Linked DNA regions of Homo sapiens: regions 1 and 3 are each linked to region 2. Evidence: chromatin contacts called from ENCODE Hi-C or POLR2A ChIA-PET data. All regions are on one chromosome and are shown on one strand. Each heading gives the region's core, a stretch centred on a gene start or an enhancer-like site at or near the end of the contact. The rest is flanking DNA. Distances are from core to core; before and after follow the strand shown.

Region 1 (4,501 bases), core at 682-3,181, 88 kb after region 2:
TGGTGCCTGCCCGGAGCTCAGCTCTTGTGGGTAGCTGTCACTACAGGACACTGTGGAGGGGACTAATTACATGCCAATAAGTGTAAAGGTCAGTGGCCATCTCAGTGCCACTCAGCACTGGAGTTCCCATTCCTGGGCCCCTGGGCCACAGCCTCCCCGTCGGAATAACACTTGGAAATTTCCAGGAAGAAGAAATTCACTCTGCTCAGGGCAGCATGTTCTACTTTTTGAAAATGACTTTTTAGTGAGTTCTTTCTCACATGATGCTGAATTTCACCCCTTAACGCTTCTGCTCTCTGCTCCACGTCCTGCCCCCTAGAGCCACAAGGAACAAGTACATTTCCTGTCCCATATGAAGACAGAGATAATGCCCCCCTGGGCTTTCTCTTATCTTAACTAAACATCCCCAGTCCTGCCACCGGTGCTGAGCACTCATCTAAGGCATTTCCTGATGGCAGGTCAGGTTCTTACTCCTCCAGTGAGACACAGGGATTTTGATAAGATGCAGGCGAAGACCCCAAATCTCCAAGCCTTCCCAAGGAACAAGTCAGCACTACCCCTATCAGAAAAACTCTGAAGGAGATACAGAGCAGGGTGGGGAGGAAGGCAGTTCCAAAGGTCCTTCTAATTTCCTTAGGAGCCCCATGGCCCGTGGCCACCACTAGCGTGACTACACAATGACTGCCTCCCAGCTTCCACACCGGGCTCCCAGTGCATGTCACCGAGCTTGCCTGGCCATGACTCATGCAGGAAAGGCTGCACAGGTGACGCCAGGTGTGGACATGGCAGAAGGAACGGAAGATGAGGTTAGGCTTGGCTTCCTTGCAATCACCTTCTGAAGGGCTGTGGGCTGCAGCAGGGGCACTGGGCATTCCAAGCTGGGGGAGAATGCAGCCTTCACAGACTTGCCACAGGCACCTATGCCCCAGGGGCATACACAAGGGACTGCAAAGGGAGAAATGAACCATGGTGAGTTAAATCTCATTAATGCAAAACCTACCAACCCAGAATTAGAGAGACCTGGGCCTGGAGTTGACAGCGCCAATCCCAGAAACAGCTTTCACGGGTAAAGATACGAGTACACAATGTTTCAGAATTCCCGAAGGAGGTGACGTAGTAAACTTTCGAAACGTAGTTCCCTGAAGGAGGAATCTTCAGTGGGGTTCTAAGAGCACTGCGTTCCTCTGGGGCTCTGTCATTAGCTGTACATCAGCAGGCAGGTCACCTCTCTGCTTTGAGCCTCAGTTTTGTCTTTGAAAAAATGGAAATAAGCCCAGGCGCGGTGGCTCATGCCTGTAATCCCGGCACTCTGGGAAGCCAGGGCGGGTGGATCACGAGGTCAGGAGTTTAAGACCAGCCTGGCCAGCATGGTGAAACCCTGTCTCTACTAAAAATACAAAAAAAAAAAAATTAGCTGGGTGTGGTGGCACGCGCCTGTAATCCCAGCTACTCGGGAGGCTAGGGCAGGAGAATCACTTGAACCTGGGAGGTGGAGGTTGCAGTGAGCCGAGATTGCGCCATTGCACTCCAGCCTGGGAGACACAGCGAGACTCCATCTCAAACAAAAAAAAAAAAAAAAAAGGAAATAACATATATAGTGAAGCTGATATAAAAATCCAATAAGGGAAATCACATAAAATGACTATGTGACCTTAGATTGCTGTATAAATATGACTTTATTGGTCCTGCTGAGGACAGGCGATGAAGGGTATCCAGTAAGGGACCTGGGTAGCTGCTATGAAATGAGTGACTGGGTGATAACATGAGCCACTTTTCCCAACAAGAAGACAGAAAGAATGGATCAGAAACCAGGAGAGGATTCCAAGTGAATCAAGTGTAAACACACTCCTAGCCCGGGCCCCGCACAGAGTATATGGCCTGACAATGAAGCGATGGCTGGAGCTACATTCCACGACAATGAGCTGGATGCCCCCAGATGAGAGGAGGCCTCCGAGGGCTGTTTCGTCCTCACTCCGCAGAACAATGCTGAGTCTCCCGAATGCCTCTTTTGTTCCATACGGCACAAACATCACAAACATCTTTTAACCACCCTGTGTTTTCCTAGCTGTTTGTTCTTTTCTCAAAGGTCCTAAGATCACAGAATCATCTCCAAGAACAATAGCTGGGGAGCCTGTTCTGCAGTTGAAACAACAAGGTCAAGGGGTTTGTGGCTGAAGCAGGGAAGGCAGGGGGAGGTCAGGGGCTGGGCGGGGCGGGGGGAGCAGCCTGTCCCTGCATTCCCTTGGGATGGGAAGTTCCCACTGGGCCCGCAGGATTCCTGCTCGTGACTGGGGTACCGGCTGCCTGTCTCTAGGATCAGATTCCACTCAAAACTCACATGCTGTCTCTTTTCTCTCTGAAAACAAAAAGCTTAGATTTCTCCTCTGTCTTCAGCCTAAGGCCTCTATCCAGGTTCCACGGACAAGATGATCTACTCAAAGGAGGGCAGAGCCTGGGCGTCCAGCAAAGGCCTCACCCCCACCCACTCTGACACAGTAGCTGCCCCATCCTCCTGGGGGTGCCCCTCCCAACCCCACCACTGCCCTCTGCTGCTCAGATGCCCCCCCCGCCCCAGCCCCCATGGCCACAGAGAAGGAAAGCCTGGTAAAGAGCTTCAGGCTGGGCATGGAATCCTGGCTCCACCACATCCTGGCTCTGAGGCTGGCCTTGAACCATGTGTAAACCATCTGTGCCTCAGTTTTCTCATCTGGAAAATGGGAGTAATATTCATATTGACCTTACAGCATTGCCGTGAGGATTCAGTGACACTCCATATAAAGCAAGCATTGAGCACAGTGCCTGGCACAGGGTGCACCCCAATAACATTAACTAACATTATTATTCCTGTTCAGCTGTAGCAACAGAAACACCCCTGTATTCCCATGACTATCGTTAGCATTGCTATTATCCCTGCAGTGTTCTCCTCGGATGGCTCCATGAAAAGTGCTTAGTAACTCTGAGAGTGAAACCCATTTCATTCAGGATTCAGAGTCAGGATTTCCCTTCTCCGTGGCTCCGTCACTGAGCACCGACTCTGCGGGGTCCCGGAGGGGAAGACAAGGCAAGCTCACGGCACCTGAGAAGCTGGAAGAGCACGGAGAGGGTGTGCGGCCTGGCTGGCACAGCTCCTGCATGTCAGGCCAGCCCCCGCCCTGTTCCCAGACAGTCAGGGTTCCTAGGGCTTACTCCCCCAAACCCTCACCTGCAAATCAGGCTCGTGGTGTTCCCCTACCTCCCTGGGGCTCACAGGCAGGAGAGTGTGAGGGTGTGTGACGTGTGTTGGAGCTAAGATTATATAGCTGGGTGGCCTGTGGGCCACACCTAGCCTGCTGCTGCCTCCTCCGTGAGCACCCCCATGCTCCCAGGGCCCAAACACCCGGGAACCACAGCACACCGGCCATGCCCTTGGAAATGCTGCATCTACCAAAGCCTCCCTGAGCTGCAGGAAGGCCTTGGCCGCCCAGCCATTGAGAGGTCTATCTTTTCACCCGAGGATGTGATCTGCCCTCTACTCAGGCTACACCTACCGAGGCCTTCCAGGTAGAAATTCAGCCAAGGCCTGCCCCAGCGTGTGATTCAAAGGACAAGATGGTGATGAGAGACGGGGTTCCCTCTTGTACAGAAAGCCTTGGGTTGGTGCACGCAGGATGGATGGAGACTGACGCCCACCACCCGCATCTCTGCTCCTTTAACTCCTTTTGGCCTTCATACCCTCCAGGATGACCTCCCAAGACAGGGTTCCTCTAGATATTTTGCTCCCCTGCTGAATTCAGAGCCTCTGAAGGCTCCTCTTTGCTGCCTAGCCCCAAATGACGTTCTCATCTTTTCTGCCCCTACGCCCCACTCTAAAACCTTCCTCAGTCACACTGAGCATTCCCTCATCCCCAAACCTCCTCTGTGCTTTCTAACCACTTGGGTTTGGAGCTAGCAGACATGCTGGTCCTATTCTGGAGAATGGCACCCAAAACAAGAAAGGCTGAGGGCCTCGTGCTGAGACTCTACAGGAGAACACTCGCCAGGTCGGGGACTCAGGCAGCTTTATTCCAGCATTCTAGCCCTACCATCAACTGGCCCTGTGACCTGGGCAAGTGGCTACCCCTCTCTAGGCCTCAGGATCCCCATCTATAATACTGGGTGCTGACCAAGTCATCTCTAAAGGCATCGTCTAGCACTGGGCCTCCAAGAGAAAGCCCAGCCTGGACCCTACATTGTCATCCTCCATTCCTCTTGTCTTAGTTCAAGCTATTATAACAAAGTACCACAGACTGGGTGCCCATAAACCACAGAAGTCAAGTTCTTACAGTTCTAGAGGCTGGGAAGTCCAAGACCAACGTGCCCACTGATTCTGTGTCTGGTGAGGACTCACTGCCCAGTTCACAGATGGCTGCCTTTCCCCAGTCTCCTCATATGGTGAAGGGGTGACAGAGCTCTTCAGGGTCTCTTTCATCAGGACACTCATCCCATTCATGATGACCTAATCACTCTCCAAAGGCCCCACCTC
Region 2 (4,023 bases), core at 101-2,600:
CCTGGAATGTTTCTGGCCAGAGCCAGGCAAGGACAGAGATTTAAAGGGGATGTGACAAGTGTCCCAGGTAAGTGACACCCAGGCCCAAACTGGAAGGGTACCAGCATTCTCCCTGTTTGAGGATCCTTGTCAGGGACCTCAGCCATAGGGAACATCTGAGCTTGGCCTCTGAGCCCTTCCGTCCACTCCTAGCACTGCCTCCACAGCCCCAAAGAAGACCCCACTTCTCCTCGAGGGTGGCTGGCCTGCTGGCAAAGACCATTTCCTCCTCCTCCACTTGGGAAGCCAGGGGAGCCTGGCCCGGCCCATCAGCTGGGCCAGAGGGCGGTACTGCCCTGGGGTGCCCTGAGGGAGAAGGGCAGGGCTCCGGGTGCCTGTGCAGTGCTGGGCCTCAGCAGGGGCCTGGCCCAGTGTGACCGCAGCGCCACAATAGCCAGGCTCCCCCCGAGGGCATCTTGTACGCAGGCTGATACTTTGAGCTTACTCATTCCAAACCCCTTTGCTGTCCTTCCTCAGGAAGCTTCCTATTGAAAGATAAATGCTCTGTCTGTGATCAAACAGATTTACATTTATTTACTTTCCTTTCCTCCCAGGACTGCGCCAGCCCAGACAAGTCCAAGAGGAGGATTCCAGGCAGTTAAGATGGTTTCCGGAGAAGCCTGGAATTTCCCCGTAAGCACAAGCTCGGCAGAAAAAGGCAGGGTCCCTCGGCAGCCAGGGCAGGGGCTGAGTCAGTCCCAAGTCTCCCTGGCAAATGGATCACCCCTTAGGGTGGGAAGAGCCCCCCAGCTGTGTGGGGAACCTGGCTAGAGGTTGCTGAACCTCTGCTTTCAAGGAGTCTTGTGACCCCGGGAGCATAGAACAATCGCGGAGGCGCTTACATCCAAAATCCATTTTCCTTCAAAAAAGTGTCCAGGTGGAGGTAAAGAAAGAGGACCCTGTATACTTTGGTAAATCTGTGATTTAGCTACAATGTAACTGGGCCTTGGGAACCCAGGGTGAGGTTTCTTATGTGACATCTCCTGGAAAAGCTCCGCTCAATTCCTGAAAAATCCCTTATCAGACACCGACAGGAAACAGGGATTTCCAGGGAAATGGATGTGGAAGGCACCTGAAGGCCATTCCAAAACTCCAAAGTTTTTATTTATTTTACTAACTTAGGTGACTTAGACATACAACTTCCTGCAAACAGTGCATTCAGCTTTGTGTTCCTAAGCAAATAAATGGAACAGAGGCCACCAAAACTAGGCCCGCTGGAAAGGGCAGAGCAGATGCCCTTACACCCATAGCCCCTGGGGGTCATGCCTGTGAGTTCTTGCATATCAGCTTGTGACAGCGTTGTGACCTGCCCCTTTGTCACCTTGCCACCACATCACCCCCCAGGGGTCTGGGCATTTCCTCGAAGCTGCTTCCAGGACAGGATCAGGAACGTGTTACTTGGGTGGGGGGCTGGGAGGGAGGCAAGGAGCTCTGGTTCTGCCCATGTCCTCCAGCCTCGAGTGTGCAACTGCTCTTCTGGGAACTTGGGTCTCCTCATCTGAAACACAGGGAATTAGAGAAGATGATTTTGTAACGCTCGAAGGCTCTGTAATCCCCAAAAACATGCTCTAAAGGGATCTCCAGTCCAGCATATCAACCCAAACAAAAGACAACGCTGTGGTTACTTGTTCAAATGCCTCTTTCTTCTTGTAAACAGTGCACTCCCAATGACAGAGGCCCTCTGCTACTCATCATCTAGGTAGCTGACAGGTGGCTGCCTGCGGTACCTGATGTTTGGACAGACAAACAAATGACCAGGTGACACCCAAGTGCGATTCTCTCTGATCGCCATCCTGTAGCCTGTCTCCTTAGCTGGGCTCCAAGCTCTTTGGGGAGCGAGGAACAGATCTGTTCTACATAGAATCTCCAATCAGAGCTGACGGTGGCTCAGGAAGCACCAGGGTGCCCAGGCTAGTTGTTGAAATATTGAAGTACTTCTGTGCAGTTGCTGAGCCTGAGAGAGCCTCTCTCCCCTCCCCCGCCACCAAGCCCAACATCTATCCGAAGGTTTCCTCTCCACCATCCAGCCACTGAAGGGTGGTGACTGATGTAGCAGGGCTGTAGGCCTCTGCTCCAGGACTGTATATGCCTGGTGCCATTCTGATTGGCCAGCGCCCTTGCCATACTGTCGTTAAATGTTGAGTGGTAGACCAGCCCAATGCAGGTGATGGGGAGGGAGAGCAGATGACTGGTAGGTGCCACCTGTCACCTGAGAATAGATATATGTAGGCCCTGCTTTCCCAATGGACTGAGAATGTTCCCAGCAAAGAAGTGGGCAGTGTGTGCTGCCTGACCCCAAGAAGACACATGCCCAGATCCCTAGCTGGACAGAACGAGGACCTCCAAGCACACCTGCAGGCAAAGGAATGGGCTGAGTCTCAGCCCCCCGGACTTACGAGCCAGGCGGCCCCACCTGTCTAAACTTGCGTTTCCTCTTCTGTACACAGGAGACAGTTAAACCTACCTTCCAGTTTGCGTGAGGACTTGTGTCTAACACGGGCTCTGATCTGTACCCACAGGTAGGGCTTTCCCTCCTGACAAAATCTTATTTTGATAAATCAGGACTTTAAAAATGACCAAGTGGTTAAGCAAGTGCATTCCGTCTGTGCAGATGCATCAAGCTGTTCGCTTACCTACACAATTCTGTATGTAGAGCAGACGATGATCCAATGCCAAAACATCAAATATATATTCTTAGGCATCAAAAGTATTATCAATAAAAGTTAAGGTGCTAAAAAAGAATGGCTGAGCAAAATCTAGAATTTGAGTCCTAGAGAAAGTTCCTGAGACAGGTCTCTTTCAATCCTGAGTTTCCTGACAGCAGGGGCTGGGAGCATATCAAAACAGTCCTTGCTAGAATTTTCCTCCTAAAGCTAAGTGTTTAACCGGTGCATTTTAGCAACAGCAGAGCTGGAAAAATATATCTGGGTAGAAGTAGCAGACAGACAGCGGTCAGCGAGCCAGGAGGTCGCAGGCCACAGGCCTTGGGCAGTCACACCTGCAGAGTAAACACTGAGTCAGACTGGGTTAATTATGCAGAGATTGATTCTGGCTTGAAAGAGGAAGGGAGAGCCGCCTCACTGCATACTCGGAGGTGGGCCTTGGCTAGGTGGATCTAACAATTGATTATTTTATTTCAGATCCAGGGAGTGTTGTGATATTGACCTTCAAGGTTCAGAGAAGAGTGTTTAGGACACACAGTGAAATAGACAGCTGCAGTCCAAGCCACAGTGGAATTTCTAGTGTCCTCTGCCCTTCTGGGGCAGGCTAGGGCGGGGTGGAGCAGGGAGACGGCTTCAGGCCTTTCTAATTTAAAAGGACAAGGACCAGGGGCTGGATGCCTTTCCGTTTCACACCCGCGGCTTCCCACTTCAGGAGTGTTCCTGTGCTTCCCACCTTGGCCTGTCTTCAGACGGGCACCTGGACGTGGGGCTTGGAGATCCAACTAGTCCCCAAGTTCACCCAAGACAGTTTGTTCCCAGGAGCTCATTTAACACTAGGCTGTTTGCAAGTCAAAGTGCGTCCCGTGCAAACAACATCCCAAGAGCACTGAGCGTGGCCAGCTGACCCACGAAGTCTATGACCCATCCCTGTACCTTGAAGTCCTGAAAGCTCTGGACCTACCACCATGTTGCCACGAGCACACACTCTAGATCTGAACTGCTCATTCGGTGGACGCTGGGAAGTGGGGACCCTGTGTCCACCAGTGTTCCTTCAGCACACAGCCACTGAGTGCCTGCTCGGGGCCAGGTCCTTATTTAGGGAAACCAGAGAGATGCCTCGTATACCTCAAAGGTCTCAGTTTAGGGCAGAATTCAGGACAGGTTCCAAATACCTACACCTGAGACCAAAAATGGTCCTATTAGGAGAGGTAGATAATGCCTGGAGAGGGGATTTCAAGGTGGGGAGGCCACATCCAAGTGGGGTGGAAGCAGGGAACTGAAGAGAAACTTGGGAGGATGGGCTGGACTTTGAAAGGCAGGG
Region 3 (4,274 bases), core at 1,303-3,802, 100 kb before region 2:
TGTGTTGCAAGGGGTCAAAGGCATTTTCAAAGTCAAAGAAATGTTATCGGTCTATTCCTCATCTGCAAATCATACACCCCACACTGAAGGAGATATGTTCAAATTCTCACTGCCCACTTGTCCCTGCCTACTCAGTCTCTCCACACTCCTTCTTCCTCCCAAGTGGAGAGGCAGCAGCAAGTGCTGATGGGGAGTCAGGGAATGAGGCAGGGGGATGAGTCTCAAAGGACCTTTGTTACTGTAGGTAGTCAGACATGAGCAGGGCAGGAAAGGGCCCCCCACCCCCGACCAGGAATGTCAGGCGACCATCAGGTGATTGTTAACTGTCTCTTTAAAATATTAATAATAATTGGTCGCAGCCAGCACTAGGGAAAGGCAGTCTTCCAATCGATAGAAACATCTGAAACTGGCGATCAGCAGCTTCCCAGTGAGATCGCAGGGGCTTGGTAACTGAGCTCAAGCATGCGCACTAAGAGGAACAATGGCAGAGTTTAACTGGTATATGACCTTCCTCTAGGAATGCTGGACTGGGAAGGGAAAAACGCCTCGAGTGAGCATGCGCACGACCTCAGTAAACACTGCGCATGCGGCCTTCCCAAGTGCTGGCAAGCCACTATGTTTGTGGGCAGCCCACCCCAAGGGAAGCATCAGGGGAGATGGGTTGCGACCACCCGGAAGTGTGCCAACATATAAAACCCCGAGTCAAAGGTCAAACTGTGCACTTGATCTCTCAAGTCACCCTCCTGGACCTCTTCCAAGTGTACTGTACTTCCTTTCATTCCTGCCCCAAAGCTTTTGAATGCACTTTCACTTCTGCTCTAAAACTTGCCTTGGTCTCTCATTCTGTCTTATGTCCCTTAGTCAAATTTTTTCTTCCAGGGAGGCAAGAATTGAGGTTGCTGCAGGCCAGTACAGAGTCGCTGCTGCGAAGATACTTTGGTGCCGTGTGACTCAGATCCATCCCCTAGCGGTCACACCGTGAACTTTTCGGATCCATCCCCTAGCGGTCACGCCGTGAACTTTTCGGATCCATCCCCTAGCGGTCACACCGTGAACTTTGCTTTAGTCACGTGGCTTCTCCCTTCCGCCGCCATTATTCCCACTCAACGAAGTAATAGTCGGGCTCAAACACCACACGGAAGGCTTTGGCTCTAAAAAAATTTTTGTTCTGGCTTCACATAAGGCTGAACTCTTTTTTTCTAAAGTGATCCAAGAGTAAGGATTATGTTTCTCTGAACCTACTGGATTTTGTATGAAGTCTCTGAGCCAGGACACACATTTTAAGTGAAATCACACAATCTCAAAGTATGTTTGTACAGCCCAATTTCATCTGGAAAAGCCAATACTGCTACACAAGGATTTTTTTTTAAATTCCAAAGCAGTGAAGTAGTTGGAGCTCAGTAGCCCAGAGATGTGAATTATGCTCTCAACTTCATTATTTTAATGTTTAATTTGAGCATTTTTTTTTCTTTTGAGACAGAGTCTCACTCTGTCACCCAGGTCTTCATGTCCCAGGCCCAAACAATCCTCCCATCTCAGCCTGAGGAGTAGCTGGGACTATGACCGTGTGCCACCACACCCAGATAATTTTTTTTTTTTTTTTTTTTTTTGTAGAGACAGGGCCTCACTGTGTTGCCCAAGCTGGTCTTGAACTCCTGGGCTCAAGTGATCCTCTCATCTCAGCCTTTCAAAGTGCTGGAAATACATGTGTGAGCCAGTGCGCCCAGCCTCAAGCATCTTCATTATGATATGTATAAATATGTATCTATTTCAGCAAAGAAGAGAACTCATCCAACAGACCATACCAGACAAAGCAAAAATTGTGTAATTTTACTTTTGGCAACATCTCTATTGCATTGACTGGAGAGGGTTTGGCACTTCCCATGGAAAGGATGGCAATTTAAAGTAAAATATTATTGAAAACTTTATCCACTTGTGTTGGAGCCAAGTAGCAAAAGAGACACTAGAGTTTCTCCTGTCCTGCTGCTAACATCATGGTCTCAAGTCCAGGCACAGTATCTAGAAATACGTTTCGACATCCTGCCTGACGTCTTCCTGTAGCATGGCTGGCACCATAATTGCAGAAGAACATCCAGAGGCAGGTCCCTTTACTAACAGCCGTGCCTGCATTTCAACAGCCACTGGACTGCACCTGTGGAGAGAATCACTGCAGCCAAAATCTCTTTGTGGTAGACAAAAGCACCAAGAGCTTGTTGTGTTGAAATCAGGAAGGCACACTAGGGTGAGTAAGAATAATTTGCAGACAGACCAACCACTAACTCTATAGCCTCTTTCTAGAGGAGGTGAAAAATGCTTCCATTAAAATCCTGTATTTCACATTCTCTAAATATTTGAGCTTCCTGACAGGCATTCTTCTCGGAGTTGGGGAGGAAGCTTGACTCAGCTCAGCTTTGTAGGCCCATGAAGTCTTGAGGCACACACCAATGACAGGATACACTTGTGCAGCGTCCCAGGGTCAGGAGAGCTGGAGCAGGTCCAGCTCCTCCACAGCTTGGGGCATGGTGGGCAGGCAGCAGAGAGGAAAACAGTGGGAAAAGCTGGACAAGGACTAATTGAAAGCCAAGGTCGTTACTCTGATTCAATCATTCCTTCCTGGAAAGAGAGCGGTTTTGTGCTTAACCTCGTGGCCTAAGGTTTCCAGGATATTGCTGGCTCCTGGATCTCTCTGGGGCCAGCTTATTTACCAGGCTTCTAGGCCCAGGGACAGAAGGATGTCAGAGGAAATTACTCAAATGGGACACAAAGAGAAACCAAAGGCAAAGAAAAAGCTTTTAAAAATGCTGCTCACAGATCCTTCCAGTAGAAATTGCAATCAGTTAAACAGATGCCACATTTTTACTGCCCACTACAGCTTTAAAGTGTATTTCATGGAGTTTCAGACTATTTAAATTTTTTTCCAAAAAGAGTGTCATTTGGAGAATGTCCAAAGGGAGAAAAGCAAATTGATAACTTCTAAAAAACTCACTTTAACCTTTTACAAGCCCGTCTCTGAATATGCCCAAATGTATGCAAGATCTTCCTTAAAGTTTTCCAGAGTGAGAGGACAAAGTGCCTGTCTACCAGGACAGCCTTCCCAGTTTCCTCCTACACAGTGTTGGCTGGAGCACGTCAAAGCAGACCGTGTTTTAACTTAGTGCTTTGCCATTCCTTGGCATGTGGTCAGTGACCTGAGAAGCAGAGTCCACACAGATGCAAGTGAGGATGCCAGGAATGGGGAGCGTGACCTGGAGGACCTCTGTGATGAACTGAATAAAACCAAGGTGAGCAGGGTCCCAGAGCAAGACAGTGGTGTCTAATGGACGTCTTTCTAAAGAAAAGACCCGATGAATCTCTGAAGATCTCCCTTGGGGACAATGAGGCAGATTTGTACCTTAACCCCAGAGGGCCAAAGTAGGAACAAAAGGGAAACAGGATTTAGTTCCATACAAGGAAGAACATTTTAGCTGGATGCCCCAGGGAGCAGTGAACCCCCTGACCTTGGCCTACCTCTAGTGTACCCCAGGTGACTGCTGCCGGGAAATCTGTGGAAGGGACTCTTGTGTAGACAGCAGAACCAGCCTAGAGTGTCTGCAGTAAGTATTGACTCAGAGAAAGGCAGGGCAGTAAAGGCATATTTCCCCAAGGAAGGAGGCCTTCTGGTATCAGCATTTCCAGTTCCCAGCAAAGGCATATTCTGAAAAGGTCATTGCACATAAGCACTGGAACTTCTGAGGGTAGGGCCTTAACGGATTCATTTTTGTGCTCCTCTGTAGTAAAGGAATGGATGAGGAAGTGAGTGAATGGAAACTGATCTGCTCTCAAGGAGGGTGATAGGACACTATGTACCCCCAGCCTGGGGGACAGGCAGAGGAACAGCGCAGGAAGGCTAGGAAAGTATGTTGGGGCAAGATTATGAAGACCCTTAAGAGGTAGATGGAAGAATTTGCATTTAATATGGCAAAATAAGCCTCAGCCTATGCCCCTGCCTAAATGTAGGAAACGGTCAGCTCACACTCCCAAATCTCCCGAGCTCACAGCTCCAATATCCTCTTGCTCACACCTCAAGTCTCCCCCACCTCACACTCTAAATCACCCAAGGGCACACTCCAAATATCCCCTCGCTGAGGATGGTTGTAAAGTATTCCATGGGGTCTTTTCAAGACTTAATCCTTTCTGGAACCAAGTGATCAACATCCTTGTCTACCCAATCTCTCCAAGACTGTGGCAGAGACGGCTAACATTATCAAAGACTGATGTTTCTTTGCCAACCCGTC

Evidence for each region. Hi-C counts contacts between places; a loop is a spot of excess contacts on that map. ChIA-PET counts read pairs that join two places held with the same protein, here RNA polymerase II (POLR2A). Pooled maps may share reads with other maps.
Region 1: a map of endothelial cell of umbilical vein shows a loop between it and region 2 (8-fold over the local background). The contact joins two enhancer-like sites. A Hi-C loop is called at or near these places in 10 of 168 maps with a recorded cell type or tissue (Caco-2, HepG2, PC-3 and 6 more), 3 of 37 single-sample maps with no recorded cell type and 10 of 50 pooled maps. POLR2A ChIA-PET finds 5 or more read pairs at or near these places in 4 of 52 experiments (A549, BJ, PC-9 and 1 more).
Region 3: a loop to region 2 is called in a map of endothelial cell of umbilical vein, with 9 times the contacts of the local background. The contact joins two enhancer-like sites. A Hi-C loop is called at or near these places in 1 of 168 maps with a recorded cell type or tissue (endothelial cell of umbilical vein) and 2 of 50 pooled maps. POLR2A ChIA-PET finds 5 or more read pairs at or near these places in 1 of 52 experiments (endothelial cell of umbilical vein).

The regions. Positions count from the first base shown.
Region 1 is chr3:195,117,725-195,122,225 of GRCh38, forward strand. All of the region lies in intron 3 of XXYLT1 (xyloside xylosyltransferase 1), which reads right to left. Among named protein-coding and RNA genes, the nearest start is that of MIR3137, 15 kb to the right of the region's middle. RefSeq lists enhancers at 1-119, 120-660, 394-453. Within about 2 kb of position 1,932, at least 8 of the 41 ENCODE cell types and tissues checked have a DNase peak (open chromatin) inside an H3K27ac peak, as active enhancers do; they include PC-3, PC-9 and endothelial cell of umbilical vein, where a contact is called at or near this core.
Region 2 is chr3:195,030,583-195,034,605 of GRCh38, forward strand. No RefSeq gene overlaps it. Among named protein-coding and RNA genes, the nearest start is that of XXYLT1-AS1, 62 kb to the right of the region's middle. RefSeq lists enhancers at 1-811, 812-1,810. Within about 2 kb of position 1,351, at least 10 of the 41 ENCODE cell types and tissues checked have a DNase peak (open chromatin) inside an H3K27ac peak, as active enhancers do; they include PC-3, PC-9 and endothelial cell of umbilical vein, where a contact is called at or near this core.
Region 3 is chr3:194,928,444-194,932,717 of GRCh38, forward strand. No RefSeq gene overlaps it. Among named protein-coding and RNA genes, the nearest start is that of LINC01972, 160 kb to the left of the region's middle. Within about 2 kb of position 2,553, at least 19 of the 41 ENCODE cell types and tissues checked have a DNase peak (open chromatin) inside an H3K27ac peak, as active enhancers do; they include endothelial cell of umbilical vein, where a contact is called at or near this core.